Linked DNA regions of Mus musculus: region 2 is linked to region 1. A link is a loop called in an ENCODE intact Hi-C map of the cell type or tissue named here. Cell type or tissue: left cerebral cortex. All regions are shown on one strand. Links, peaks and the distances in the headings refer to the core of each region. The heading gives the core; the rest is flanking DNA.

The links. Hi-C counts contacts between places; a loop is a spot of excess contacts. Peaks named below come from ENCODE experiments on the same cell type or tissue, not always from the same donor. Only the 100,000 strongest peaks of a DNase experiment are listed, where the experiment ranks them.
Region 2: it touches region 1 in a loop (7-fold over the local background); 14 of 42 quality-filtered maps call a loop at or near these places.

The regions. Positions count from the first base shown.
Region 1 is chr2:59,431,384-59,447,017 of GRCm38, forward strand. No RefSeq gene overlaps it. Among named protein-coding and RNA genes, the nearest start is that of Gm46743, 19 kb to the left of the region's middle. In left cerebral cortex, for the core only: CTCF peaks have their summits at 7,208 (motif pointing left) and 9,250 (motif pointing right); DNase peaks (open chromatin) are centred at 6,791, 7,197 and 9,255; H3K4me3 peaks cover 633 bases; H3K27ac peaks cover 418 bases.
Region 2 is chr2:58,730,944-58,746,577 of GRCm38, forward strand. It overlaps a transcript of Upp2 not described here and the pseudogene Gm13559. Among named protein-coding and RNA genes, the nearest start is that of Upp2, 16 kb to the right of the region's middle. In left cerebral cortex, for the core only: a CTCF peak has its summit at 6,454 (motif pointing right); a DNase peak (open chromatin) is centred at 6,641.

The sequences.
Region 1 (15,634 bases), core at 2,845-10,844:
CCTTAACCATGAGGCCTCAACTCAAATGGAAAGGATTGCCAGTTGCCTGACCCCACTCCCCCATTCATGTTCTCTGAATACTCTCCCGGAGGAACCAATTTCACTCCAGCAAGCAAAGACGGTCTTTCTCAGGCTTGCTTTCGTCTAAGCTCACTCTGCAAAGCAGAAGCTGTAGACAGTGTCTTCTGGGAAGGCTGACTAAAAGAATACTTGCAAGCCCCTGTTGGTCTTTTTCTCTTGCCTCCTGCCTAAAGCTTGGAGGTTTAGGTACCATCTTGGACCACAAGGTGTCCTCAGAAATGCTACTTCATGGATAAGAATCAACAAAGCTGAAAGGTAGACACCTAGGCTCCTCGGGTTCGTAAACAGCATGCCAACCCTTGGACTGTTATTCCAGATGTAACTTTAGCCTTTCATAGCATCTAAGCCACTTGTGGCCTCCTGGTCTCTGCAGATGGTGCCAGTGCTAACATGCACCATGCTTATTTTGAGTTGTGTTTCTTGGATTTGACTCTTACGTGCTTGTCTTATCCATGTTTAATTTCCTCCTTTCAGCCCCATTTCCCTTCCACACCCCATTCCCGAGGGATGAATGTTCTCTGCCACAGTGACCTTTTCCACACTCCCCTGGCCTCTCCCTTTCTGGATCAGACACGACCAGGAGCACAGACCTGAACTCTGTGTTCCTTATGGCAACGTTCCAAACAGCGTTAGGAATGTCTCAAACAACAGTTGTTCAGACAGAGCCATGGCTTGGTGTAAAAGGCACCAATCTACCAGAAGAGTAAGGAAGTGGACCTGAGTCTCCATCCTCAGGCTACAAGGTGGGGAGCTGGAGAGCCGCAGGTGATATAAGATCCCTGCCTTAGCCGTCATGGCTTTCCTGCTTCAGGAGGAGCAGATGGCATCGTAATGGCCTGTGACTATTGTCTATTTCTTTAAGCACCATGCAAGAAGAGCTCAGCTCCCCCTTTGAGGCTACAGTGTGCACTGAGTTGGAGAATGGCTCTGCTGATACATTCCTACATATATCCTCTCCTTTAGAAATTTTGCTTCTTTGTTTCCTCCTTCCTGTGCAGAAGGACATGAAGGGGGATGCACAACCCTCTGTTTTTGAGGTGAGGTGAAGAGTGTGGTGACTGGCTAGTGCCACACTGCCGCTCACTCTATGAAGAAAGCAGTAAGGCAAATTGTATCTTGGATATTCTAAGTTTCTGGGCTAATATCCGCTTATCAGTGAGTGTTTATCATGTGTGTTCTTTTGTGATTGGGTTACCTCTCTCAAGATGGTGGCCCAGAAGCTCAGAATACCCAAGATACAATTTGCAAAACACATGAAGCTCAAGAAGAAGGAAGACCAAAGTGTGGATACTTCGCTCCTTCTTAGAATGGGGAACAAAGTACCCATGGAAGGAGTTACAGAGACAAAGTTTGGAGCTAAGACAGAAGGAAAGACCATCCAGAGATTGCCCCACCTGAGGATCCATCCCATATACAACCACCAAACATAGACACTATTGCATATGCCAGAAAGATTTTACTGACAGGACCCTGATATAGCTCTCTCTTGTGAGGCTAGTCCAATGCCTGGCAAATACAGAAGTGGATGCTCACAATCATCTATTGGTTGGAACACAGGGCCCCTAATGAAGGAGCTAGAGAAAGTACCCAAGGAGCTAAAGGGGTCTGCAACCCTATAGGAGGAACAACGATACGAACTAACCAGTACCCCCCAGAGCTGTGTCTCTAGTTGCATATGTAGCAGAGGATGGCCTAGTCAGCCATCAATGGGAGGAGAGGCCCTTGGTCTTGGGAAGATCATAAGCCCCAGTACAGGGGAATGCCAGGGCCAGGAAGCAGGAGTGGGTGGTTTGGGGAGCAGGGCGGGGGGAGGAAGAGACTATAGGGGGCATTGGGGATAGCATTTGAAATGTAAATGAAGAAAATATCTAATAAAAAATCATGAAGATGAAAAAAAAAAAGAAAGAAAGCAGTAAGGCAGATCGTTTCTGGACTCAAATACCAGAAGGTGTGGGGAAGTAGGGTGGACTTGCGTGCTGTAGGAGTCCTCAGGTGACATTTAGAGTTCTGTCTGCCACCACAGATATTTATCTGCTATGACTTGTTCCCCTAATTAGTAGTTCTCATAACATTTTTATTTATTTTTATGTGCATGTGAATCATATGTGTGCAGTGTTCAAGGAGGCCAGAAGAGGGCATTAGAGCCTCTGGGACTGGCATTACAGATGGTTGTGAGCCGCCATGTGAGCGCTTGGAACTGACTCTTGGTCTTGTGGAAGAACAGCAAGTGCTCTTAATCACTGACTCATTTCTCCAGCCCTCTTTAACTAGTAATTCTTGAGACTTTACATTTGCTTAATGCAAATGTCTGTATTGGTGTTGTATTTAACATAAACAGTTATAGGTTCCACATTATGTCTGCTAGTCATGTGCTTTTGTGTAGCAGCGGCATCCTATCCTGCCAGTCACCTAGGAAGCAATGCTGGCTCCAAAAAGTAGAATATTGCAGCTAGTTAGATTTAAAAGTGTGTGTGTGTGTGTGTGTGTGTGTGTGTGTGTGTGTGTGTGTGTGTGTGCATGTGTGTGTTGTATATATGTGAGTTGCATATATGTAGTATAACTTGCCATTAGTACTTGCCCAGGTCACAAGGCAGTCTAAATGTTGCTTATAGTCCATTTGTCCTCAGGTGGAGGGGACAAGTGACTTTGCTAAAAGACATTGGGACAGTTGATCATCCTAATTGTGCTCTTCTTGCCTCTCCCAGATAAAGGGACGATGTCACCAAGAACAAAATGTGGATGACAGTTAAATCACTATGACGAATCTGCTGGAGGAGAGTTAGAGACATGGGTGGGCCATGAAGTAGGAAAGGACTCCCTGAGATGTCAGCTTCTTGTCCCCAGAAGACATTACAAGGAGAAACAGCAGGAAGGTATATGAAAGCAGGGTATCTGCCCATTGCTAAGAGGGGAAGTGTGGGATCCAGGGACCTATCAGATGTTACGTAAGCCCGCATCCACTGAATGGGCTTCCTGCCTTAGGCCTCTCCATCCTTAGGGATGAAACAGGTACTTTTCCTTTCTGTTTGTTGGTCTTCCATCTTTCCTGGTCTATTTTTCGTCCATTCCAGGAAGTGAGCTTAGCATTCCCCTAGATGACCACCAGCACCTGCGACATTGTGAATGAACAACATCCCTTGGAATGGAAACAGAGAAAAGCAGGGCCTGCTTATAGATTCTAACTATAGCTGAAGATTGAATCAAGTTCCTAATTTTAAAAAGCCTAAATTAATCCTGACACCTACGGAGGAAAATTGATGCTAACCTGAGAATGGTCTGAGTGAGACAGAAATTTACATTTCCTTAGTTTGGGTGATCAATCCCCTAGAGACTTCCTATTAGCTAGACCGTGCTGAATTCTGTCAGTCGCCATGAGACAGAACCGTGCTCTTAGCAGATGAGGCTCTGTGCATTCTGCCATCATCCATTCAGCAGAATAGAACTCAAGACATCCACAAATGTCACACGCGCCCCTGCAGCTGGATCAGGGCTGTTCGGCTCATTGTTGGAGGCCTGTGGTTCAGCAGGGGCAGCTTGCCACCCGTGTCCTTTCCCTCTGGTTGATCATGAGTAAGAGAGGCGGATGTGAAACTGCAGACATAAGTAGAAGGAGGGAGAAGGGCCGTGAAGAAGCTGTGGAAACGAGTTTGGTGATAGTCATTCATAGGGGTGGGCAGGCAGGAGACAAAAGACTTCAAAATGGCTGCCATCTAAAGCAGTCTCAAACATGCTCCTCACTGATCTAAGACAGTCTCACTCAGGTTCCTCAATGTATGCCCTTTAATAATTGTCTTAGGTAGGGTTTTACTGCTGTGAACAGACACCATGACCAAGGCAAGTCTTATAAAGAACAACATTTAATTGGGAGTGGCTTACAGGTTCAAAGGCTCAGTCCATTATCATCAAGACGGGAACATAACAGCATCCAGACAGGCATGGTGTAGGAGGAGCTGACAGTTCTATGTCTTCACCTTCAGGCTGCTAGCAGAATACTGGCTTCCAGGCAGCTAGGATGAGGGTCTTAAAGCCCACACCCACAGTGACACACCTACTCCAACAAGGCCGCACCTTCTAATAGTGCCACTCCCTGGGCTGAGCATATGTATGCAAGGCATCACAATAGTCATTTAGCAAATGTGCTGTGTGCATCCGGCATAAGTGTAATCCAGGCAGCCTGCAATGTTCCTGAGCTTGGAGTGGAGCACCCCAGTCTCTAATGACATCTTCATATAGACACACCCCCCTTCTGCTAGGGATGCAAGACATACTAGACACATCCTCACCTCAGGCATGGTTATGTGCTGAGGAGCCCAGGGTTAGGGTTAGCATTCTATCTTAAAGGGTCAGAGTTCAACCTATAGCAGTCTTGCACATGCACTTTTGGGTCTTCATGAGCAAAAGGAGACTAATGACAGGGCCAGCCTTGGCAGACCATGAGCAGTCACAGTAGTGCCTACGTGAAGCTATGCAAACGGTGCCTTCAATACAGTCATTGACTCGTAGAATTTGAAATTTTTGTCATATTTTGAGATGCTGTTTACCTGTCACCGCTTCTAGTTATGGTTACTATGGCTGGGATTCAATGCCACGACCAAAATCAGTTTGCTGAGGCAGGGGTTTATTTTCCATAGTTTAGTTCACCGCCTGAAGGAAGTCAGGGCAGGAACCTGGAGGCAGGAGCTGATGCAGGGGCCATGAAGGAATGCTGCTTACTGGCTTGCTCCCGATGGCTTGCTCAGCCTGCTTTTTTTTTTTTTTTTATAACACCTAGGACCACCAGCCCAGGGAATAACACCACCGAGCTGGACCCTTCCACATCAATACTAATTAACAAAATGCCCTAAAGGCTTGCCTACAGCCTAAACGTATAGAGGCATTTTCTCAAAGGAGGCTCCCTCCTCTCAGATGACTCCAGCTTCTGTCACGTTGACATAAAAGCTACAATGTTGACTTTATTTGCCATATCTTAAAGAAACCAGACCTGCTGCTGGCCCAATAGGACTCCAGTGCAGTTGCTGAAACCATCATAGCTGGAGCCTACTGACCGTGCAAAGCACTCTGTTCCAGGCTTGTTGCCCATTGTCCACTTTTAGCTACCCAGGAATGTTATACCAGGCTTTGTACTGCTGTGCTGTTTCTACCCAGTGATCTGTCAGATCTCATCTAAACAGCACCTCTCCCGTGAGTCTGCCCTAACCTCCGATTAGGAGCTACTGTGTTTCAGCTCTGCCTGCAGGATGTAATGTTGCTATATGGTTCATGCGCATTTGCCTGTCTAGAACCTCCCATTCTCCAGCACTCCGGACCTGTATACTACCGTGTGTCCACAGCAACTACAGTGCCTGGAAAACACTCATATTGCCTGCTCAAAAGCCATCCCTTATTTAGTTAACCTAACTGAGCCCCGGTTTCTCTCTGGTATCAAGAACTCCAAAAGATTACAGGGCAGATGTCTTACAGTGAATCATCAATTGTATCAAATCCCTAGAATATATAGCACCTACTCTATGCCTCCCGCTCCTCTGAGGTCAGAGCCGTGCCTGAGGCTTTCCAGGAAACTTCTTACCCCAGGGATATTTACTTTCCAAGGCACTGATATTGGCCATGTTGAAGATCTACTGCCGCGACTCTAGGACATAAAAAGTCTAGAGTTGCTGGAAACTTGGGAGTACGCACGTGGCCCAAGTGGCCATAGTACCAGGGGTGTAGGAATAAACGTCAACCTGATGAGGATGAGAGAGCCAAGGTATGGAGAGCGCTTAAGTCCCTGGTGACCTCACCAAGACCGCACCACTCATTCCTAGCACCGCCCCCCCCCCCCCCCGACTCCTGGAGAGAGGTGACATTCACGATCCTACCTGTGTCATGGTGGTGTTGTTACCTCATAGTGATAATATCTCTCTCAGAGTCAATATCCTTTTCAATATTGTTTGGTTACATCATGTTTTCTGTCTCTTGAAGGTACACATATCTAACCAATATTGAAGTTACACATATCTAACCAATACAGGCATTAGGAAATATGTCTTTTGAATGAGCAAATGAAGAAAGGGAAACGGCCCCCTTTAATGTGTGTCATCGTGTGAAATCTTTCCAATAGCCTCGGACCTGGAAGCTGCACCATTAGAGCCGAGAAAACTGGACCCCAGAGAAGACCCTGCCTCCTATCCAAGGCCGCAGGATTAGGAAGGCCAGAGCTGAGTCACATTTAACTGCCGCGCTATCTATCAATTTACTATCTTTAGCATCTCAGTTCAGACTTTTTATCCATAGCAGAAGGTTCTCCTTTGAAGTTTCTTTTTCTACTTCCTACTGACTTCATTTTTTCTTTCTTTCCAGTGTTGGGGATGGAACTGAGAGCCTCCCAGAGTGTAGGCAACACCCCCCTGCTGAGATGTACCCTTGACCTCCCGTTGACCTTTCGACCTGCTACCTTAAAAGTCAGCCTCCTAATTTTGACCTTGGGCTGATGGGCCTATATCCATTTGTTTCTAGTCTACTTAATTCTTCAGCGTCATAGCTACCCGTGTCTTCTGACTAGGAAATAGCACCCACGCTTCCCCATGTCTGAGATCAGAGTCCCCACAGTGCTCCAAGGAACTTCAACGAAGATATATTCCCATGCCACTCCATCTCTCTACCTCCCTCATGGCTCATCAACTTTGCCTTGGCACACATCCAGGTTGACCACGTGAGCGTACTATGTTGGCAGGAAGCCTGGGTATAGTGGGAGAGGCCTCAGGAAGCATTGCCATCTTACTGTGAGACCCGAGTAGATACACGCAGGGTACACGTATATGCTTTTTAGCAAACCTAGAAAGAACACCACTCTGGCACAGCTTTCTTCCCCTGGGTAGGAACACAGAGAAACCACGGTTTTCTCTCTACTGGCCAGAATGTCTGCTGCTCACAGCCAGGACTTCATAGATGAACGCTGTAGAAAACGTCTTAGCTGCACCCAAAGAACTTCAAGTGTTTTGCTCTCGCTTCTGAAGGAAAACAAACAAATAAACAAAAAAAAAAAAAAAAAAAAAAAAACCGGCCCTGGTAGTCAGCAAAGCTCCAGAAAACTGGCTGTGGAAGGTATCTTGTAAACTGGAAATCATCTGCCCTCTAGTGGTCATCTGCAGGAAGTTCCAACCCGAAAACAGCCAGGACGGAGAAGGCAGAAAGAGTGTGTGACAAAAAGAGAACCCGTAATAAGTCGTCATGGTGGGAAGCCACCATTCGTTAAAAACCAAATATAGGTCACGAGAGTAAAAATAGACATCCGAGCTTTTCACAAACCCTAGCAGGTTAGATCAAAGTCGCCCTGAACTTAGCACTTGGGTGGCATTCCAAACCCAGAGAGTACTGAGCAGGAGAAAACCTACGCCCTGGGACTCCTCCCAGGAAGGGAAGGCTGTTGTGGGTGGGGAAAGATTTGATATGAAACTACATCAGAGGAAGTGTTTGTTTTTATTGCTTCCTGAGAACTGGGAAAGGATGAAAGAAAGTACAAGAAAGGCAGATAGAGGAGGGCTGCAGGTTCTCCAAACGTGAGCTGCCCGCCCTGATTAGTCTGCAGTGCCCAGGACTGTTGGGTGGGGTTGCTTGGTGAGACTATTCAGGACGGTGGAAGAAGCTGTTTCCCCATTGATGCAGGACTGAAAATAGTCTAAAGCACACGAGGAGAGACGCCTGGCCTGAAAAATACTTCCTGGAGCAGCCTAGGGGTCAAGGAGGGGCCTAGGAACCCATAGAAGTGATGGGCAGCGCCCCTGGCCATTAACTGAGTCAGACCTATTTAAAACAAACTTATGCCAAAGTTATAGACACCCTCAAGGTGGAAATCAATTCGTGGGGCCTGTGGGTGCAGCTTAGGGAGAAGGGTTGCTTGTACAGGAAATAAAAGACCTGAGAGGAGCGCATGTTTAGACCATGGTGTTTAGAAACAACAACCAGACTTTGTAGTAACCCCTGCCCGAATGCCAGCTCACATAATAACAAAACATAAGAAACCTTGGTGATGGCCCATGCCAACTCGGACGTGAGGAACTTAGGGTCCAAGGACAGATCTGTGATCTTAAAAGAATGTAATGAGCTGTTGGCATTCCTGGGGTGCAGACTCGATAAGAAACTAGATCAGAAAAAGGGTTTGTTTGTATTTCTTCTGCCCACAGAGGCAAAGGAGGAAAAGAAAAGCCAGAGCCCAGATGAACAACTGGAAGCTGGTATGTTCCTGGTCAATGAGGTGAGCAGCTGACCTGGGCTTCACGCCCTGGTCCCTCATCACAGACTACATCCTTCTCTTCTCTTCTCTCTCTCTCTCTCTCTCTCTCTCTCTCTCTCTCTCTCTCTCTCTCTCTTATGGTGAAATAGCCTGAGTTGACAGAAGCTGCTGTCAAATGCTCCTCTCTGACCTAATCTACAGCCTTTCAACTAATGCCAGAACCAGAGCCCTAAAGCTGCCAACACATCTGAAAAAATACTTAACTCTTTGTCTGAGGATCGGACCCAGTTGTCCAAATAAAGTCCAAATAACGAGCACAGTGAAGCTATTCCGTGTATTTTTCATGTGTGCCTGGGAACAAACGTTATAGTCCCTGCCGATGAGATTTCTTTTCTTCAATGGTATTGCAGGGCTGCAGCTTCAGAGCATGCGCAGTCTGATGGGCGAGCATGCTGAGAGCCAGGTGAGGTTTTCTTTGTCTTCACTGCGCTGGGTACGGAACCTTCCTGGCATCTGTTGTGAATGGGGCACCAGCAGTTAGGAATCAGGATCTGTGTGCTTATTCCGTTTTACAGCAAGTGGCAACAGAGGAGAAGAGACACAGCCCTGCAGGGTACAAGTAGCCACTCTCTAGCCTACAGCACAGCACACCAAAGGCACAGTTTCCGCAGAAGTCCTATGTTTTTCATATGATGAGCCATTCAGTTAATACCAAATGCCGTTTCTATCAGTCTTACTTCTTTTTCTCCAAGCAGAGCAGAGAGAATTTGGAGTCCTTTGCCTTGTTTCTTCAATAAAAGGAAGACATAGATCTATATCACTTCTTTTGATCAGAGAACTCAGCATTTCTACCCACCTGGCATCTTCTTTGTCTTTGATTCATCACTATAAACTCAACAAATAGTTGTATTAGCACTACCAGGAAAGGTAGGGACGTGTGGGCTTGTTTCTGCTCACCACAAGGGGGAGCCATTGCGCCCTCCTGGTTAGTCATTCCCACTACAGTACCTAAGGTCAGTGCTGGGTCTACACCTGTGCCCTCACTCGACACAGCTTGGAGTGGCCCGCTGTAGCAGCAAAACAAAAGTAGATGGAGAATCCAAAAGGAGTGAAAACGGGTGCTCAGGGGAAAAAAATGCCTGGAATGATGCACAATCATAGAACTATTTACAAGAGCCAAGAAATGGAAACAGCACAAATGCTTGTCACCAGTTGAAGAGATAAACAAATGATAAGATAGACACTTGTCGGAATATTACTCACTCAGAAAAGAACTGTAGCTCTGAACTATACACAATACATGGGTAAAACTAGAAAATACCATGCAAAGTGAAAGATGATGAAGACGAAGCTTTTATCGTATAATCTAATACACCTGAAATAGAATATATAAGTTATATAGATGCACTATAGACTGATGACTTTGGCTAGGGACTAATTGTTTAGTGAGCATAAGCTTTATTTGGGGATGTGGAAATCCTGGGAACTAGGTAGAGATGATAGCATTGTGTATAAGCCATGGGATTCCTTGCTTTACAATGATAAACTTTATGCTATGTGAATTTTATCCCAATAAAATTTCTTTTCAATAAACATTGTTGAGTGATGAGTTAGACAACAGGTGTCTGGGATCAGGACATTGGGGTCTTGACAAACACCCTAGAAGGGAGACATTTGAGACAACAAACACGGTGTACAATAAAGAAGCAGTAGGAAGCCAACAGTGTGTGAGTGGGGGGTGGGGGCGAGATGCCCCGAGTTATCTGGTGTTCTAGGGGAATGGGACATGTAGGGACAGAGGACTGGTGGCCAGAGTCACTGACTGAGCTGGTCATTTCCAGATGCTTGGTGTCTTATTCAAAGCATTTTTTCCATAAACACAGATCTAACAGGGAAATTTTATTTAAAGCAAAGTGACAGTTTAAATCAGAGTGACAGTGGGCCACCTGAGTGAGGGCACTCAAGGGCCCTGACTACCATGTGGGGATTCTTCTAATGCGGTTTGACAGAAGGTGGAGCTAGGTTGCAAAGTGGCGTAGCTTGGGCAGTTCTGTTTTGAGTAACAAATTTGAGTTATGTAAGTCTCTGCTTACCATGCATGTCCTTTCCCATAATGAATCTGATGGCAGCCCTACGAATGTCCAATTATGCACAGGCACAGGGTGGGAAGCAGGAGACTCTCCCAGAGAGTTTGCTTTGAGGACAGAGTTGGCCTCGGAGCACTCAAAACCAGTTCAGGCCAGATCAGACGGTCTCTCTTGGTTTCAGGGCATGTTCCAGGACATGTTTGAATAGAAATAGGGCATTACAAGAGGCTTCTATGCGGGGTAATTTATTTCTGTTGTTTAAAGCAGGTGACAGTTTGATGCAAGTGGGGCTCCTATGTGCTAAAAGGTTGCTAGGCGTGCTGATCAGGGAGAGATGTGTGTATTGTACTTATATGTAAGCATCTCAGGCTGCCAAGAGCATTATTAGAAGGATGTGTGTATGGTCCAGACAAGCAGAGTCCCAACAGAGGACAACAGAGTCCCAACAAGGATGTGTGCATGGCCCAAAACAAGCGGAGTCCCAGGTTGCTAAGCTATTCCCTATACTTGTCTGTCTCGTGAACAAAAGCAGCAAACATCTTTTTTTTTTTTTCAAAGAATGGCAAATGGATAGTGAATTTATTTTCATTAAGGACGTATCCTGTAAAAGACAATTCTAAGCATTTACACTAAGGACAGGAACTCCCCAACAGAGGAACCACCCAAATCCTATATAGTTTTGTTTGTTTGTTTTTTAATCTTGCCTCAAGTTTATTTGTAAAAACAGAATAAGACACTGGTCATCTGCAAATAGTGTGTGGGTAGGTGTGTCCCAGCAATTCATCTGTCTTCACATTGGCAGTAGAAGCCTTTTCTACGGGGCCTTCACAGGGGGCTGGGCACCTTTGGGAGCCCGAGCTGGAGCAGAGGCCTGGGCTCTAGCTTGAACTTTGGGCTCTGGTTGGCAAAGCCTACAACCCTTGCCTACATTCACAACTGAGGGTGATGCTAAATTTCTGTTAGAGATTTCAGTAACGAGACTTTGCGGGTCCCAGCTTCAGAGCCGCTCCGTTCCAAGCTTGCATGAGAGACTGTGGGGCAGTCTAGAGCTCTCAGGCTGCTGTTGTCTGACAGAAGGACTGGAAACCACGAGGCCAACCCAGGCTATGTCTGTTCACAACAAGGCCGGAGACTTGGGGCTAGCCTGAGAGGTGATGTCACGTGACTAAGGAAGGGTGGGATGAGTGCTCGATAGGAGAATGTGAGGGTAGATTTCAGGACACAAGTTAGCAGGAGAGAGCTGCCTGCTGTGTACACACATGCAGCTTGGATGGCAAGGCTCATCATGCATTGTCTGAGGTTTTCTCTTCACAGAAGGAGGCAAATAAGGGCTACTGAGCGGATGAAGCTTGTGGATTACCAACAAAGAAGAGGTTAATGGCAGTCCTGTTTCCTCAAGGATGCACTGTTTGTTTGTGTGTGTGTGTGTGTGTGTGCGCACGCGCGCGTGCACACATGTGGGAAGGATAGAGATAGCATCTACAGGAAAAAGCTTCAGAAATTGCTCTTACCTGGCACGTAATGGGAGGGGGGCAGGGAGACAACCCCATTCTAAGTGATATTCCATGTCTATTCATTCTACCCTAACAAACATAAGGCAAGACCCCCCATTCTCCCTAGGGATCCCTAAATTATTAAACATGCTCCTTACTCTCCCTATACTAACCCTGGATCTCTTCAGCACCTCTCCCGTGGGTCACCTGTTCCTGCTCTAATCCCTTGCCGTTAATAAATTGTACGATGCAAGTTTCATCACGCCGTCTAAAACCCGTCACTTTCAATTTGGCCTCCCAATCCTGACACCTGGCTCCAGTGACCTTGCAGGCTCATCCTTAGTCATCCCACTATCGTACTTTATCTCCCAGCAGGAACAGAGAGAGCTTTAGGGCTCAAAGTTTCCCTGAGCACGCCAGGTCCTCTCCATCTCCATCGCCCTGGTCTTTAACTGGTGTCTCTGCCATCAGACCAGAGCAAGGACTATGCTTTGTTTGTGTGGCTATAGTTTCAGCCTAGTACTTATTGGTTACATGAATTAACATTTGAGCACACATTAAAACTTGCCATGTAGGCCTCGTGTCATCTGCTGGGGCTGCTGTTGCAGGTGCCACAGATGGGATACAACAGAAATTTATTTTCTCATGGTTTTGGACGCTGGAAGGACAAGATCAAAGTTTGGTCAACGAGTGTGGTTTCTCCTGAGGCCCCTTTCCTTGGCTTGCGAACACTGCCTTCTGACTATTCTCACGTGGACTTGTCTCTGTGAGTGTATTCCTGGTGTCTCTTTCTTTGTGTCTAAAGGTGGCACCAGTCATATTGGGCCAGGACCCCAGCCTAATGGCTTGCTTTATCTGCAAATATAGCACACAGTAAGTACCAGGTATAGGTACTTAGGTGTGAATTTGGAGAAGCACAATTCATCCAATAGTAGGTCTGCAGCAGTCTAACAAATTAAATGGTGCCCCGTGGTGATGTAATAGCTTCAGCCCCTGTAGCCTATGATGCCCTCTAGGTATAAAAAACACAAGACAGAGAGGTTGCATTGACACCAGCTCTCTTCTCTCACCAGCTGGCTTCCCCAGAGCAAGGCTGAGGCTGTTGGGTGACTTTACATAATCCTTCTCAAAAAGTTTTCTTCTCAAAATGGAAGGAGATCTACTTGAAAGTAACCTTGAACCCAATCAGAAAGTGACCAAACAGCTATTAATCACCAAATTAGAGACACCACACATCACCAGTGATCACCTGAGAGCAGAGTCACAGCAGGTACCACCAGTGTGTCGTCCTTCTGAGGCCTGAGGGTAGGGTTCTGGGTTCCAGCTGTATCTTGGGCTAGAAATGAGTTAGTGGTCCTAAAGAAAGAGACCACTATTCCAACTGAAGTGTCAAAGGCAAAGTTCACTCGTGGTCTCTGAGGCCTATTCAGGAAGGCTAACACAGAGATGGGAAGTGTACTTGGTTCTCATTCTAACTCACAAGATGGCTGTCTTTTCCCTATTGGTTAGGATCTGACCTCACAATGCAGTTGGCTAGTAAGAATCACCACACAGGAAATGAAGAATCACCCTTCCACGGCCATCAAATTCCTAGACTAGAATAGTGCGCCTTTGTGTGAACAAAGGTTTCACTGGGTAGGAAACATTAAAGCATTTATGCAAAAGTCTTACAAGGTGGGAGAGATACGAGAGTCTAATCCCCTGTGCTAAACAAAGTTTTGTAGTATTTGAGAGAAATGAGTCATATTTGATAGTTCATACACTAGTATTACAGGAGTCCCCGTCATAAAGATTAGCGGCGAGTCCAATCACTTGCCTGTATTAAGAGAGAACAACATAAAATACACAAAAAGCAATTTATCACTTGGCCATAACTAGGCAGAGAGAAAATCTCATTCTGTCCCTACCTGGCCCTGACATTACAGGAAATCTGCATACGTAGATTAAGATATTAGATATTTAGGTTAGATATGTAGATTAATCTGTGGGCCAGTTACTAAACTGGGAAATCACCCCTCCCATGATGTGGACGGTTTCTTAAGCTAGTCCTGTGTGTGTTCCCAGCATGGCATTTCTTTCAGGGACCCTAACCCCTGGACTTCATTATATCGTGGGTAACTTCTTCAGCACTGATGACTTTGTGTGCAGGGACAGAATGTGTTACAATTAGTTAAAGTTAAATGAGGACATGGGGTGGGGACTCCAAGGGAACTGGTGTCTTGTAAGCAGAGAAAGAAGCCAGTACCCCCTCCATCTTTATTCCCACCCAGAAGAAAGGCTATGTGCGGGTGTGGCCAGAAAGGGGCTATTTGCAGCCCCAAAGAGTGTCCTTGCCAGAAGTTGCCCTTGATCTCGGATTCCTTACTGCACTGGGGAAAAGGTAATTTCCTGTTATTTAAGCTATGCCATCTGCATTATTTTGCTAATATGGAGTATAAGAAATGTGAAATTCTAGCTCCTGGCCCAGTCCTATTGAATGAGAACCATGATGACAGGTTGATTCATGTACACGCTACCATTTAGGAAGTATGGTCCTCAAATATAAATTGTTTTATAACTTAATTCCGCTCTTCATCCAATAAGACAAATACCTGTGAACTTCAGTAGACAGTCAGAGAAGCTGAATTCAAAAAGTAATTCTTTTTTTTAAGATTTATTTATTTATTATGTATAAGTACACTGTAGCTGTCTTCAGACACACCAGAAGAGATCCCATTACAGATGGTTGTGAGCCACCATGTGGTTGCTGAGAATTGAGCTCAGGAACTCTGGAAAGCAGTCAGTGCTCTTAACCACTGAGCCATCTCTCCAGTCCCTTTAAAAAGTAATTCTATGACACGTGTAAGGAGCCATTATCCTAACAGAAATACCCACTTGGAGTAGACAGCTGAGACGTGGACCAGACAATCACTGCTCTTTCTGTCAGGCTCTGGTCACCCTATGTCATTCTTCCAGGGCTAGTGAGTCACAGGGCTCCATCGGGGTGGACACGTGACTGAGTGCTGGCTAATTGTGGTACTTCATCACCCTTTCACCGTTACTTGTCAAAGTCTTTGATCAAACGGGGAAAGAATAAATCTATATTTGGGGGGGGGGGGATAAAGGCAATGGCCTCACATTTGTGATATAAGGGGTCAGGAGATCTGAGATGGACTTTGCAGAAGGAAGATCGTTCAACTGGCCAGAAGCCCCAGAGAGGTCAGGGTGAACCGTGGAAAGGCCTAGAAGTCATCATCACAGAAATCTTGTTCAGAAGAGAGGATATAGTCTGGAGAAGTAGCCCCTGTAAATGCCAGAAATTGTTCAGAGACCATTGACAGAGGAATATGTCAGAGAGAGACATGGGGCGAGGGGGGGGAGGGAAGCAAGCAGCAGAGGTCCTTTATAACTTACTTAGGACAGCAAAACCCCTCACACGCCAAAATTTCACGTGGTACAGGTGGGAATAAAACAAGGAGGCCTCCAGCAGTTTAATCCCCTTAGGACGTCTGGGCCACAAATGCTAATCTTGGATATTCTGCCTGACAGCTGACTCTGGACCATCCACAAGAGAAGCAGCACCTGCAGTTGCCAAAGCCGATAACAATCATAGCAGAAAACTTCCGCCAATCCCACGGTGTTCACTGAGCCAGGGACCTTCTGGGCTTTTTGTTTTTCTGCCAAATTGGCTGTGCAGAGCTGTCCCCTTGCCAGAAGCCCAGCCTGTACCTCTCCAGTTACCTGGTAAGATGCTGCAGACTCCACAATGGGCATACAAAGGA
Region 2 (15,634 bases), core at 3,361-11,360, 700 kb before region 1:
TGCCGTGTTTTGGGGATTTTTAGACGCTGCCTATGGCTTTACTTTCCACAGTCTGTATCTGTCACCTGCAATAATCTAACCATAAGGCTCAGTCACTGTGCATCCTGGGCATCCTGGTGAAAAACCAAACCAGAGAAAACACGGTAGTGTGGGGAACCTTCTCAACTCAAAGCTGATATCAGATATGAGGGCAGTCTTGAGGACGGCATCCTCTAACTTTGTATTTGTCTTAACTGTACCCATTGGGCATGACGCTATTAGATACAACTCGACCCCTCAGCATTTGGTAAGAGAGAAGACAGGGTCCAAATGCATCCTTCAGACTGTTAGAAGACATTAAGATGTGAAATATCACTGTGTAGTGCAGAAACGGCAAGGCCTGCTTTGTGTGGTGGGACATGAAGGGTCACCGAGACCCTGCCTCCGGAAACAAACCAAAAGCAACCAAAAGCATCCGAAGAGAAATGGCAGAGGAGTCTGGCCCAGTTGGTCTTTCTCTACGCACTACATGTTTCTCTGCATCAGGGAATGACATCTCCATCCAACCAGTCTGTCAGATGCAGCAGCTAGGATTCCCATTGAGTTCCCTTTGGTTTTCTAACTCCACAAGCCATTCATCATCATAGCCCATCAGTTTTGCCTTCTGTATGTCTCAGGTCTAAGTCCTCCTCCCCAGCACCTCCACCATCTCCACTGAGTCCAGCAACAACTGTCAGCTCCTCACTCCAACAGTGTTCTTAGCAGCCTGCCAATATGCTCTCCACATTGTAGCCAGAAAGACATTCTAAAAATGCAGAACTGACAATCCTTCCTACAAATTTCTTTTTCTTTTTTTCTTTCTTTCTTTTTTTCCGAGACAGGGTTTCTCTGTATAGCCCTGGCTGTCCTGGAACTCACTCTGTAGACCAGGCTGGCCTCGGACACAGAAATCCACCTGCATCTGCCTCCCGAGTGCTGGGATTAAAGGCGTGCGCCACCACGCCCGGCTCTTTTTCTTTTTTAAGAAAAGTTTTCCATTACCATTAAGTTCATGCTTTCACCTGTCTCTCCCCCCAGCCTCTTGTGTCTGTGTGTGAGCATAGAAGAAAGGTCTGTGAGAATATAGTGAATAAGTGGCCATCACCCCAGAGAGTATCTGATCTTGGACCTCCTGAGCCTCTTGAGCCATGAGATGGAGATTTGCCTCACTTGTCACGAAGTCTGCAGCATTTTGTCATGGTGGCTCCAGCAGGTGAATGCAAAGCATTGACTTTTTTTTTTTGTTTGTTTTTTTGTTTTTTAAATGTTCTGATTTTTGGCACTAGATGATACAGGAGGCTCTCATTCTGTATTTCCTGTCCCAGTCCTACCTAGAATCAGCCCTTCCCAAGGGTCACTGGTACTTCTGATTAGGCTGATACTCTATTCATTGGCATTCAATCGGGCTCACTATATTAATTATACTTTCAGGATATGTTCAAACCAGATGTCTTTTAGATGAGTTATAAAGTGATTATTTCTGAGGTGAATAGGGAAGTAGTCACATGATTCATCTTCTCATGCAGTGGCTGAGGTCACTGGGCCCTGGAGTGTTTCAGAGGTTGAACAGCAGCCACCAAACTGCAGCCTAGGTTTTCCCTCTGAGGAGAGCGTTCTCTACCTGCAATGCCTCAGTGCATAGCCTCAGTCACAAGATTGGTGTAGTAGTAAAGAAGAATTAGCCACAGATGGAACTCCTAGAAAGGATGAACGCAAACATCTCATCCTTTCCTGCCTTCACATCATGAGAAAGCACTGTATAGCAGCATTCACTTACTTCCACCATTGCTTAGGGCTACAACGGAATTAAGACTTTTTTTTTTCCCCAGTGAGTCTGAATGTCCAGGTTTATGCTCAGCCAAGGTAGTGGGAGCACCCACAGTTCCCAAGAATATTGTGGTCTCTTTCATTTGAACCATCTATTTTGGAGGCGGTGTGTTTGGGATTGGGCTTTGTGTTGTTTTGCTTTGCTTTGTTTTGATGCAGGGATCTTAGTGTAGACCGGAACTCTTGGCTATCCACTCGCCTCAGCTTCCTGGAACTGTAAGCATGAATTACTCTCTTCAGCTTTGGGGTTGATCTTCTGCATTCCTTTCCCTTCTTCCTTGGTCTGTCTATAAATGGATTTACCCTGCATGATATGTTTGTACTGTCTCAGGGCACCAATTCTAGCCTTGGCCTTTAAGTGCCTAGCTATCCTTAAGCAGATTGGGGGATCATGCAATAGTATGTGAGGATACAGATTCTTCCATCTCTCTCAGAGGTTTACAGACCTGACACACGACTCAGGGGTAATAGACAAGAAGCAAACTCTGTAAACCTCTTCCTTTTCCACAGCCCGTTAGGTGTGGGTGGGCAGGCACCCCCTTCTTTCTCATACAGCCAATACTCCCCTTATAATATGCTGCATCTCCCTCCCTCCTGGATAACATCGATCCCTTTCCCTTCTGAGAACTACCAGATGGATGAGGCCCACAGATAGAAACCAGCTTAACTATAAGGGAGGTCCATCATCCTGGCATCCTAAAATACTATTCTTGATAGAATTGCTGCATTAACTCGATTTATGTGTGGTTAAAAGCTTGACTATGCTCTGATTCAACACCCATTTGTCGGGTGCCAGACATGCTTCAAGTGCTCAATCCATTGTAAGAAATGGATCCCCGACCTTCTCCTCCTCCACCTCCTGTTTCTCTCCTTTCATACACAAACTGACCAGCATCGCTTCACAGTCATGCCTTCGAATCTGGGTTTAGTGGTTCCAGATCAAGTACTTCAAAAGATGCACAGCTTTCTCTTGAATAATTTGCATCTTATCTTCACCATTGCCTCTTGTGGAACACATTTCCTGATCAACTCCTGAAGGCTAGCATCACTCACCCACCTCCTGCAGCTTCAGTCTGCCCTCTTCACTGTTCATCTGTCTCTACAAGTTTTCCATAAGCATTATTCGATGACGACTCCATTAGTTAATGTCCTATCTGAAAAAGAACTGTATCAGTTCAGGACTCCCAAGGCCAAGTTTTCAGCACAAAAGAGATTTATTTGCCCCAGAGGGACAAAGGACAGGGAATAAGAGACAAAGACAGCAGATGAGGATGAGGGAGAAGGGGAGGGAATGAGGGAAGGTGAAGAGGTATTTGAGGTATTTGTCCCAGAGGTGGACATAGGACTGCCTTTGGATAAAGAGGAGACAGACATAAAAATGGTGGTTTATAAAGGTAAAAGGGGAAGCCTCATGTTAGGACGAGGTGTTTAATTTTAACTGGGCATATTAATTAGTTAAGCCAAAGGGGGCTTTTGATTGTTAGACTTTATTACTTTAACAGCTGGTAGTTAGCCTCAGGAGTAGGAAGTGGCCACATTCAGTAGAACTTGGTGGCTCACTTTATGAATGTAATCTAATGTTTTGTTTGTTTGTTTGTAATGTAAGGGGCATGTGGCAGAAGGGCAAGGCCTGCCAGAGCCGTGTACTTGGCTCCCTGCTCTTCTTGCTCTGTTCACAGCATACTGTGGTGGTTTGTATATGCTTGGCCCAGGGAGTGGCACTATTTGGAGGTGTGGCCTTGTTGGAGTAGGTGTGGCCTTGAAGGAAGAAATGTGTTACTGTCAGGGTGGGCAATGAGACCATCCTTTTAACCCTGTGGGAGCCGGTCTTCTAATAGCCTTCAGATGAAGATATAGAACTCTCAATTCCTCCTGTACCATCCCTGCCTGGATGCTGCCATACATCAGGAGGTAGCATGGCAGCATCCAGGCAGGGATGGTACAGGAGGAACCTTGACATTTATGGACTGAACCTCTCTCTGTAAGCCAGCCCCAATTAAATGTTGTCCTTATAAGAGTTGCCTTGGTCATGGTGCATCTTCACAGCAGTAAAACCCTTACTAAGGCCGGGCGTGGTGGCTCACGCCTTTAATCCCAGCTCTTGGGAGGCAGAGGCAGGCAAATTTCTGGTTTACAGAGTGAGTTCCAGGACAGCCAGGGCTACACAGAAAAACCCTGTCTCGAAAAACAAAAACAAAAACAAAAAAAAAAAAAAAAAGACACATACCAAACAGAAGATGGGTTCTCAGTTGGTTCTGAATGAAGGAGAGAGTCAGGTCAAATGTAACTTTGGTGTTGAAAAAATCAACCAACCTTTTTCTTTAACAGGTTTATGCCAAACACCCAGGAAGGGGTAGAGAATCTTCCCGCATTTCTCCTGATGGGCAATGAAACAACATGGCTTCCAACTGGGAACATTTACTGAAAACCCAAAACAAAAGAAGTGAATGGCAGAAGACATACATAACCCCCTGGGCTGTGATCTCTAAATTCCACATTCAGAAGCCTTGACTGTGGACATTGAGGGAGTGAAGAAAGCATTGACACAGAAAAAGCAATACAGCGGGGTCAGGTGGGGCTTTCTAATGGCTACTACAGCAGCTATCTGGAACATAGTGTGTTTATTAGGTATGGCCTGGAGTAGGTGTGGCCTTGTTGGAATGGGCGTGTCACTGTGGGCCTGGGCTTTAGGACCCTCATTCTAGCTGCCTGGAAGTCAGTCTTCTCCTAGCAGCCTTCAGATGAAGATGTAGAACTCACAGCTCCTTCTGCACCATGTCTGCCTGGACTCTGCCATGCTCCTGCCTTGATGATAATGGACTGAGCCTCTGAACCCGTAAGCCAGTCAACAATTAAATGCTGCCCTTATAAGAATTGCCTTGGTCATAGAGTCTGTTCACAGCAGTAAAACCCTTCCTAAGGCACACACTCATACACTCATATGAAGTCATAAAGACTCCTGAGGGAAGCTTTGCCATCCCTCAGCCAGGTAAGGTTTTGCTGAAGCCTTCGGGTCTGGGACATGGCTGTGCCCCTGTCAACAATACAGGTTCCACTGAGTATGTCACTCATTCAGAGCTTCCTCTGCTCCCTACAGGGTCTTCCTGCTTTGCTCAGCCATTCTTGCCCTCCAGAGCTAAGCTATCTTCCTGCCTCAGTCTCCAAAGCAGTTGGGTGGAGTATACGCCCACGATGCCCTCATCCGTTTCTCAGACCCATTAAAAGAAAACCTCCATTATAAGTCCTGTGTCCCCACTAAAATTCTCAAATCCATCTTTCAGTAGTTTTGCATGTTTTGAGATGTGTCTTATTTGGCCATTTTAATTTTTGTATCCTTCATGTTTTAAGTAAATAAGTGGGCTCAAGCTTATATCTGCAATTAACTGCAATGTTTTCAAAATAGGCTTTACCACAGCCTCTTTAAGTTGCAGTGTGTCTTAAATCAGGCTTCTATCTTAAAAAATAAAGAGGCGGCACTGAGTAAATGCCTGATTATTCACTTTAAATGAACCACTATGTGCAAATGCACATCGTTAACCTTGCCGAAGCATTGATTGCTACCATCAACGCGATCAGCAATGCTGTAAAGACCCTGAGATCAAATTTTCTTCCTTAAGAAATTATTTAAGAATCGGAAATGGGGTAACATTTAGTTACTTGATGAAAGCAGCATAGATTTCCTATTCTGGGGAGTGATAGAAATTGCTACAACCTCATTGCATGGAAAGTAATGGCTCCGAAGACTAGGGCGGAGAGAGAAAAGCAGAATCAAGGAAATGACTTTTGCAGGAGTAATTACAGATTGTGAGGTGGTGGCTGTGTTTAAGGGATTTTGAATGGGATTTTAATTTAGGGAACACTAAATATCAGGGTAGTTAACCGAAGGACAAGGGAGACCTGATAAGCTATGAGCTATTTTCTTGTCATGGAGGATTACCTGATAATTCTTCCAATAAGCTCCTGATTTTATGCAAATCAGCAAAGCCTCTGCAATACAAGCAGGCCAAATCCAAAGCAAATTTTGAGAAAAATCAGCAGAAAAGACAATGCTGGTACCACCCACCTTGTGTTTTGTCTGACTAATGGAAGGGGTACAGGGACAGAAGTGGCCAGTTTAAGTGTTAAATTGCTACATTTCTCTGAGCCTTTCTCTAGTCATTTATAAAACATCCCAGATGAATCATTGAGGAACCACACACTCACACGTTTACTTTACAAGGGTCTGACATCTATGTGGGAGAAACTTGCCTACTGTTCACTGTGGTGAGCTGGGCAAACATGGCCTCCCTCAAGCCGATCACAGTCAAACTTATACAAGTGTTCACAGGGCCTGGCTTCAGACAGCAGGTTTTTGAGTGGTTGCCTCTGGGATGAATGATAAATGATACAGCATATGAATCTAAATCTTTCCTTTTGGGAAACTGATTTTGAGATCTTTCTGCATATGTTATTGAGAGATTGCTTCTCAGTTCCAAATGTACTGCCCCACCCCCACCTCTTACCCCCAACTCCCACACCTATAACACACCCCCTTTTTATTTTTTTATTTTTTGTGCTCTCTGTAAAGTGAAGCTGGCCTCTTTATGGTTTTTCTTTATTCACTGAGTTTACCAGTAGAGGGTACTAGAGAGTTATTATAGGAGAAGAGTTTTCTTACCTTTTTTTTTTTTTTTTTTTTTTTTTTTTTTTTTTTTTTCTGCCCTCGCCTACTTCTTTACTTTTGGCTGGGGATTTAAGGATTACACCCAGGACACCTGCACTGTGAGCAGCGTCTGCGGCATTTGGCTCCTATAGGCACAGGGCTTCTCTTACTAATGCTCCCTTTGCAGGAAAACAGCCTTCTGCAGTGTATTCAGCATGCCCAGCTCCAGCAGAGCATGGAGGCTGATGACTTTCCCAGGAACTGTTGGGAAACCTTTACAGTAAAATCTCTCTATTGAAGCATCTCCCTTTGGGTAGCTCCTCTAACAAGCCACAACTTCCAGCAAGTCCTGCTGGCTAGTCATTGATGACTTCACTGTTGCGTTAACAATGTTAACAATTGTTAACAGTTACACCCTTCAACAATGGCCCCATCAGTTCAGAGTACTATAATAACGTGCCACAGAATGGGCAGGAATTTCCAGCTCTGAGGTCTGGAGATCTGGCATCAGTATGCCAACATGGTTGGGTTTCAGTGAACTCGCACAATGCCAGGGCTCACACTACTGACTTCTTGTACCCTCATTGGGAGGCAGACTGAGAAAAACCCCTGGGCTCCCTCTATAAGGCGGTTGACCTTGATCATGAAGGCTCCAGCCTCAAGACCTGGTCCCCTCTAGTCTGGATCTCACGGTTAGGCAGAAGGAGTGTCTCAGCCTGAGCTGGTGGTTAGAAATCTATCAGGTCCATGTGCAGTGTGCACCTTGATTCTTAATAGCAAAATTGTCATCACTCCAGTCTCTTCTTACAGCTCAGTCTTGGTAGTAAACTCCTTGTTCAAATCACTGGCTTGCAACGGACTCTAAACTACCCAAGCTGCCTGTAGCTCCCCCATTTATATTGATGTCGTTTATGTAGAACCTCATGCCCAGTCAAATAGGACACCTTTGCCTGTGCTTACACGGATGTCAGAAAGGACTTCAAATACATGTTCAGGTCTCTTGGCTTGAATGAAGTATTAATTATCCAGCTTCATTTAATAGAGGAAATATCAGGGGACATAAAAAAGTATCTGATTTCCTCATAATTGAATACCAAGTTAAATATAGGTGAGTTGAATAAGGGTCTGGAGTCAGAATCCTGGCATTCTGACTCCAATCCAATGTTTTTTCTTTGCTGTTACAATGAATCTACTCAGGAAAAAAATGTATTACTTTAATAGTCACTTGCATACGACGACTTCATTAGATATTCACATTCTAGGATGCTTGTTGGCCAGGAGGGGGTTGGGAAATTGTGGAGTTCAGCATCAGAGAGTCATGTCATGGACTATGTAGCACCCATGAGGGTAAGTGGACATTACCATGAATTTAAATATCTACATTATAGGGTCATTTATTAAGGGAACAAAGTCTCACATACATGAAGCTACTTTGATTATCACTGGACTTAGGAAAAGAAGGTAAGTGAAAAGATCATTGAATCACAACAAACCACTAGCACACTACTGTGATTACAGTGTCTGGGAGGCAGAGGCAGGAGGATGTCCTGTTTGAGCTTGCTTTGGGACTCCTACCAAGAGCCTTTCTCAGAAGAAAAAAAAAATCATGATAAACCCATTCCCCTTTACTTCATTATTTTTCTCACATTTCCATACCTTCATTTTAGGAGAGAAAGATTTCAAAATCCTTTTCTAGTGTTTCTCCCTGACTTGCCATTGTTTCTGCTCCTTCATAAAGACTTCGTGTCTTATAGCACAGTGTGGAACGTGTTTGAATGAGTCTAAAGGAGGTGGGTTTCTTGATCCCTCCTTCATCCTTCCTTTGTATGGTCAGTGTGGATAAATGGAAGGTTAGATGTATCTGGATTCGTGTATCCTCAGAGCCTCTCTCCTGCCTGCCTGGCCCCATTGTCAGAGTCACATAGGCCCTCCTGGGCTATAATCCTCTGTGACTGATGTCTGACTCTGGGGCTGAGATCCACACAATGTTACAGACATCTCCTTAACCCCTCAGCAGTCAGGGAATCTCTCTTGCAGGACATTTTTGTTTAAGAGATTTAGATTCAATGAACCACAAAAGAAGGTCCCATTTCTTCATTTGCATGTTTGTGATTTTATGTTGCATGGTTAATTTTAGACAAAAGTCTGTGTTGAGATAATAAATGATGGAAGAGAAGTGGTGGCTTAGGCGAGACTGAAGGGCTCTTGCTGCTCTTCCAGAGGAACTGAGTTCAGTTTGCAGCACCCACAACAGATGGCTCTCAACCAGCTGCCAACTCCAGCTCCAGAGGATCCCACTCCATCTTCTAGACTCCAGGGGCATCAGCATTCACATGTGTACATGTGGATATACACACACTCAATTAACAATGAATCTCAATAAAAAGTAATAAATGATATTGAGGTAAAGGTTGATAGACTTTGTTTCATACATATACTTAAGATATACTTTCTCCTGAGTAATGATAATAGTTATTTTCACTTTACAGGAAAAAAAATCAAGTGTGGAACAATGATGTGGGTCCATTTGGCTTAAAAAGAATTATCTTCTCAGTTGGCCACACTATGGATTCTCTATTATTGTGAACTGGTACAGCTCTCATGTGCATTAGAGCTGTGCTTGCTGTTTCCTGCTGCTTCTGAAGTCAGGATTGCCGTCTTTCTCTGAATGCAATTCCTTTCCATTTATTCACACACAGAGTATCCTCAAGAACAATGCATCGTTTGCTGCATTGACCGCCCGTGTCCTTATGCTCTCTGTGCTTTGAGTGTATGGACTCTATGGTTCTCTTTCCTAGCTAGTTCAACTCGAATAAGGACTGGCTAAAGCTTGGCAATGGTTTTTCTGCCTTCAAACAGAGTGATGACTTTTACCACAGTGCCTGCCATCTTGTGTTTTACTCATCAGACTGGAAGGGTGTGAAGAAAAGACTGAGGCAAACAAGCAGTTGGTTAGAATGAGCATCTCTAGTCTTTGTGCCACTGGCCCCCTTCTCACCCCCAGAGAGGCTCTTAGGAGAGGACAGGGGCTTCTTTCTTTTTTCTTTTTCTTTTTCTTTTTCTTTTTCTTTTTCTTTTTCTTTTTCTTTTTCTTCTTCTTCTTCTTCTTCTTCTTCTTCTTCTTCTTCTTCTTCTTCTTCTTCCTCTTCTTCCTCTTCTTCCTCCTCCTCCTCCTCCTCCTCCTCCTTCTTCTTCAGAAAAACATCAAATGGTGGATGACACCGGTGTAGCGAGTGGTCCCGGAGGACCCAGGTGCTCAGGATTAGGAGGCTGCAGTGGCTTCTGCTGAGGATTTGGCAGCAGTCTTGGGGGCTGTGGTTGGTTGTGGTCGAGGCAGTAGCCATGGTCCAGGCTGTGGTAGAGGAGTGGATACCTGTCACCATGCTGGGCTGCCTGGTTAAGGACATGTAGATCAAGTCCTTGGAGGAGATCTATTTGTTTTCCTTGCCCATTAAGGAATCTGAGATTATTGACTTCTTCCTGGGTGCGTCCCTAAAGGATGAGGTTCTGAAAATCATGCCAGTGCTGAAGCAGACTCAGGCTGGCCAGCAGACCAGGTTCAAGTCTTTTATCGATATTGGGGACTACAATGGCTACATTGGTCTCGGTGTTAAGTGCTCCCAGGAGGTTACCACTGCCATCCTAGGGGCCATCATCTTGGCCAAGCTTTCCATCGTCCCAGTGCAGAGAGGCTACTGGGGAAACAAGATTGGCAAGGCCCACACTGTTCCATGCAAGGTAACAGGCCACTGTGGCTCTGTGCTCGTGCATCTCATCCCTGCCCCCAGAGGCATTGACATTGTCTCTGCTCCTGTGCCTGAGAAACTACTGATGATGGCCAGTATAGATGACTGCTACACTTCAGCCAGGGGCTGCACTGCCACCCCAGACAACTTTGCAAAGGTCACCTTTGATGCTACCTCCAAGACCCACAGCTACCTGACCCCTGACCTCTGGAAAGACACTGTGTTCACCAAGTTTCCTTATCAGGAATTCATTGATTATCTTGCGAAACCCCACACCAGAGTCTTTCTTCAGAGGACCCAGGCTCCAGCTGTGGCTACCATATAAGGGTTTTTATACAAGAAAAAGAAATGAATTAAGTCTGGTGTGTGTGTGTGTGTGTGTGTGTTTTTTAAAGGAGAGGAGAGGGAAGTTACACAAAAAGTTCTAGTTGTTTAGCCTCAATTTGTTATAAGCATATTTTATACCATTTCAAAACAATATCTTAAAGACATTTGATTTAAAGTATTTTCAAGTAAAACTTATAAGAAAAAAAATTCTACAGTGCTGTGCCTGCATCCTGTTGTGAAGTTTCTTCATAGGGCTGTCACTCTACACATGGGTACAGATGGGGCTCAAGAGTTATCAGGAAAGTTACAGATAGTTGCATCCCATAAATTAAATCCTACACTATAGCAGAGATGTGTGAGATGTTTGTTTTGGAATAAGATGCTCATCCACGCTAAAGCCTCCTCACATCAATTCTTTAGTGGCCAACAAGGATAGCACCAGTGTTCAGTGCATGCCGAGAGTCCAGGACGAGAGTTGAGGCTATGTTCAAGAAAACCTTGTATCCCGAATCACATTTTATACTGAATGGGTTTCTTTTCCCCAGCACATCGTCAGTTTAAAAGTTGCCTAACTATTCTTTTGCAGTGTTGTTTTTGCTTATGAAGCATAACGCACATAGCAGCAGGGCGCACCAAGTCACTTGGGTATGCATTTTAGCAAACACAGGTGTGCAGAGCAGAGGCTCATGGGAGTTTACTTAAGGGACTGAAAAAACATCAGGTGACACCATCCGCTATGAAGATCAATCAATTCTATGAACTGATGTTACCCTAACCCAGAGTCCAGACTTGAGTCAAGTCTTCACTTTCTATTTCTGTGGGCTGCAGGATGGACACACTCACTTTTTCCTGGAAGGACATGGTGGTGGATTATGAAAGCCCCTTATTAAGCTAAGTACTATTCTTGGATATTGTGTAGCTAGAGTGGCTTAAACATTCCAACAACGAGTCTTGAAATATAAAGAAAACTCGTGGGCAAGTATTGGTCAAAAAATCGTTTGCAGGGAGTCCCTAGAGTCAATTGTCATGGGTGCCCATAGAATGGCAGTTGATAGCACTGCATTGTGTTAAAATTCTCAGGTGCTAGCAGTGCAAAACAGGTGTTGCATGGGAGAGGTCCCCAGCCTTTGGCAAAAGCAAATGCAAAGTCAGTGTCCAGGACCATGTCACAAGCCAATGTGTCCTAGATCCCCATGAAGGAAGCAGAGACTCATACAAAAATTACAGCTAAAACCAGGAAGCAATCCCCAGTCCAAGGAGGGGGGGAGACACAAGAGAAAAGTGAGAACAAGCAAGAATAAGGTAATTAAATGGTCTGAGACAAGTTAGGGGTTATCTAAGTTTAAAGTTATAGACAGAGGGACTTCAGGTAAGATGGAGCACTAGAAACAATATCACAGTGAGGCTGGTAACAGGCAAGGAATTAAAGGGAACAAGAATATTTTACACTCCATCCACTACTTCGCTAGCCCATGAATGGATCTGGTCAACACCCCAGACCGTGAGACCATCAGACCCACTGACTTTTTCCACCATCGGACTGGACCTGCTGCTGTGATTCTAAATACAACCATTAGCTGCCTCCACTATAGTGCGGTTCTCCTCTGACCCGACCAGTCATTCTAGGCTAAAAGACTCTAGCTAGGACATCTACGAAATCATGGCAGTAGAGGTTTCGTAGAAGGGGTTTCTAGTGCTACCAGGGTCACCGTCAGTACAAGGCAAAGCTTTGGGAGCTAAGCCAACTTGATCTACATAGTAATCTCCAACTGGAGATACATAACCAGACCCTTTTTCAAAACCAACCTAAACCAGAGTCAAACTCAGTGTTAGAGCTTTGATGTGCAGTCGTCTCATGATTTTCATGGATCCAAGGTTTTGTCACTCTCCCATGGCTCTATCAGGAGGCAGCAGGAACTACATGTGGGCTGGAAAGGGAAGTACTCTTCAAGAATGTATGGGGACATCAGCCCCCTCCTCTCTCTTTCCTTCCTCGCTGCCACAAGGTGAATGGTTTTGTCTGATTCCCACCATGTGTGCCTCTTACATATACAGAGAAACACAGCCATGTGACTATGGATGAAAACCTCCACAGTGTGAGCCAAAATAAATATTTTCCCTTAAGCCATTTCTCATGGGTATTTTGACACTGTGGTGGAGTGCTGACTAATTCAAAGTGCAAGGGCAGGAACACCTGGCACTGTCTTATTTTTTCCCCATTTTCTTGATGAAATTGGTGACATAATCAGAAAGGGCAGGGCAGGACAGCTGTTTATGAGGCGAGGGTTCTGTAGGACACTGTGAAATTAAGCAGAATAAGGCATGGCTAATCACCAAGAGCGCAGCTGAGAGTTGGCCCAGCTAGGTCAATCACAGCTAGGAAATGAGTGGACAGTCCAGGTAATCTCCTCAGCTTGTAGCAAAGTGGCAAATAGAATACACTAGATAAGACACTAACAGGACAGGCTGAAGCAACCTAGTAGATATCTACTGCAAACACCAGAAGACTCCTGGAAAGACGGCAAGCTACAGTGCCTCTGTGTGAGCTGAAGAAAGGGGGAGTCAGAATGAGAAGATAGAGGCTTCATCCCACAGACAAAAATTGAGGGGAGTCTTTGAAGATCCACAAAGGAAGCCAGGCAACACTGGGTAACAGCAAAAACAAAGTCATGGGGCACAGAGCAACAAGCCAAGTGCATCCTCAGCCTCCCAGCCCTTCCCTAGGGGAAGGGAGCTCGGAAGCTAATTTCAGTAGGTAAGGCAGATGAAAGCCAGCAGTCCTGCCCTCTGGATAAGCCCACAGACCTCTTTGGCCTCAAATCCAGTTGTGGGCTTTGGTGTTAGAGCAAAGCTTCTGGCAGACAGATTAGGCACAGAGAGAAATCCGTTTTCACACAGCGGGTGACCTGGAGAAGCCTTGCTGGGCTCCATAGTAAGAGAGAATCTGTGGTAAAAATTGAGCAACTCCAGAGACGGGGTGATCCATAAGCCGGAGAGCCTTATCCTGCTGTATCCCACAAGTGAGGGAAGGCTTGGAGGGACAATGTAGAGAGCCAGGAGCTTTGGATAGTGATAAGCTCAAGGGTGACCGGAGGCTGGATCAGTCTGGGCAGTGCATGGTGAGAGCTACATCCATCTTGTCTGAGAATAGCTCTCCGAAGTTGAGAATAAAGCTGGAGTTTGATAACTCTTGAGGCCAGGAGGGAGATCAATTTTTTTTTGTCTATCTGCTTTTCTCTTAAGCCCAAAGACTCTGATGTGCTAGAGATTGGTATCACCTCAGGCAGGTACTAATACCCACAAGGTCTGGACAGTATGAAGGCAGGTCCTCTGGCTGTGCAGGTCTTAGTGATACTCATCCCCAACACACTGGGAGACACCCCATCAGCTAACCATTGGCCATTCCATCCAGAATGACATGGACAGTAACAGGAGGGTGGGAGAGTCTATCCAGACGCAGATGGCAAAGCTAACTGTGGTCAGATGAGGCTCCTGATAATACAAAGGGAGAAACCACCAGCTGGGAGGGCAACCATGGCAGGCACACGCAGATTCCTCCACAACTCAAACCAAGGGAATGACAAGGCTCCCCAGGTTTAGCTGAACCCCCGACTCCATGAGCATCTCTGGGAGCCTCCAACTTCTAAGGACACAAAGGAACTGCTCCGATACTTCATTTTCTCTTCTTCATTAGATTTTTTTTGTGATTTTACTGTTCTCATTCATATGTTCATCTAATGTGCTTACACACTTCCTTACATGTTTCAGGCAATGTGGTTTTTTCCTTTGCTTCTCTCTCTCTCTCTCTCTCTCTCTCTCTCTCTCTCTCTCTCTCTCTCCCTCTCTCTCTCTCTCTGTCCTGTGTTTTGTTTTTACCTCTTATACGTTATTAGTATTATTATCTTATCTTACCGGCTTTAAAAAAAATCCACATTTTAAAATTTTACTCCTGACATTTAAAAATTCTGGTTTAGAATTTTTTCAGTATTGTAAAAATCTTCCCTTTCTCCTTATTTCGTCCCTTTTGTTCTTCCTCTTCAAATAGTATTATCTACTTCTGTTCTTTTCTTTTTATCAATTTAGCCTTGTTTCTCCTTTTAAAAATTTCCTCCTGTCTTGTCTCATTTCTGTATCTCATACTTTCACTGTTTCCAAACATACCCTAAATAAACCTCTCTGTATAGGTAGGTAGGTAGATAAATAGATAGATAGATAGATAGATAGATAGATAGATAGATAGATAGATAGATAGATAGATAGACAGACAGAGAGACAGACAGATAGGTAGTCATAACCAAGGCTGTCCTTGAACCTGACTTCTTATGCTTCCACATCTCAAGTGTTAGGATTAAAACCTGTGCGGTTACAACTAGCATCAGTTATTTTTTAATGCATCACATGCAGATGAAAGATGGATTTTTTGTTATTATGTCACAGGAAATTACTCTGTAGTCTAGTCTTTGCCATCCTGGTATTCACTGAGGCGATTAGGGTGACCTCAAACTCATAGATTCACTTGCCTCTGCCTCCTGAGTACTAGGACTAAATGTGTGTGCCATCACACCCAGCCCAAAGGTAGTATTTTAAAATATCAGCCTGTGTATTGTTAATTGGATAAATTCTTAAAACACATTGGCAGAAAATGCTTAAAAGTACAGAACAAAATACACGCCCAACAAAAGATTAGTGCCCAACATATACCAAGAATTATAAATGCGTAGGACAAAGATGAAAAGTTAAAAGACAAACAGACTATGAGTGGGTAAATCACAGAGGAAGGAACACAACTACATATTAGACATTCATAAAATATTTAACCCAGGGCTGGAGAGATGACTTGGCTGTTAAGAGCATTGACTGCTCTTCCAGGAGTCCTGAGTTCAATTCCTAGAAACCACATAGTGGCTCACAACCATCTTTAGTGGGATCTGATGCCCTCTTCAGGTGTGTCTGAAGTCAGAGACAGCATACCCACATACAGAGTATGCACGTACATAAGTAAACAAAATAAATCTTTAAAAATTTAACCTTAGTAAGAGTTAAGGAAATATAGAATATACCCTACACAACACTC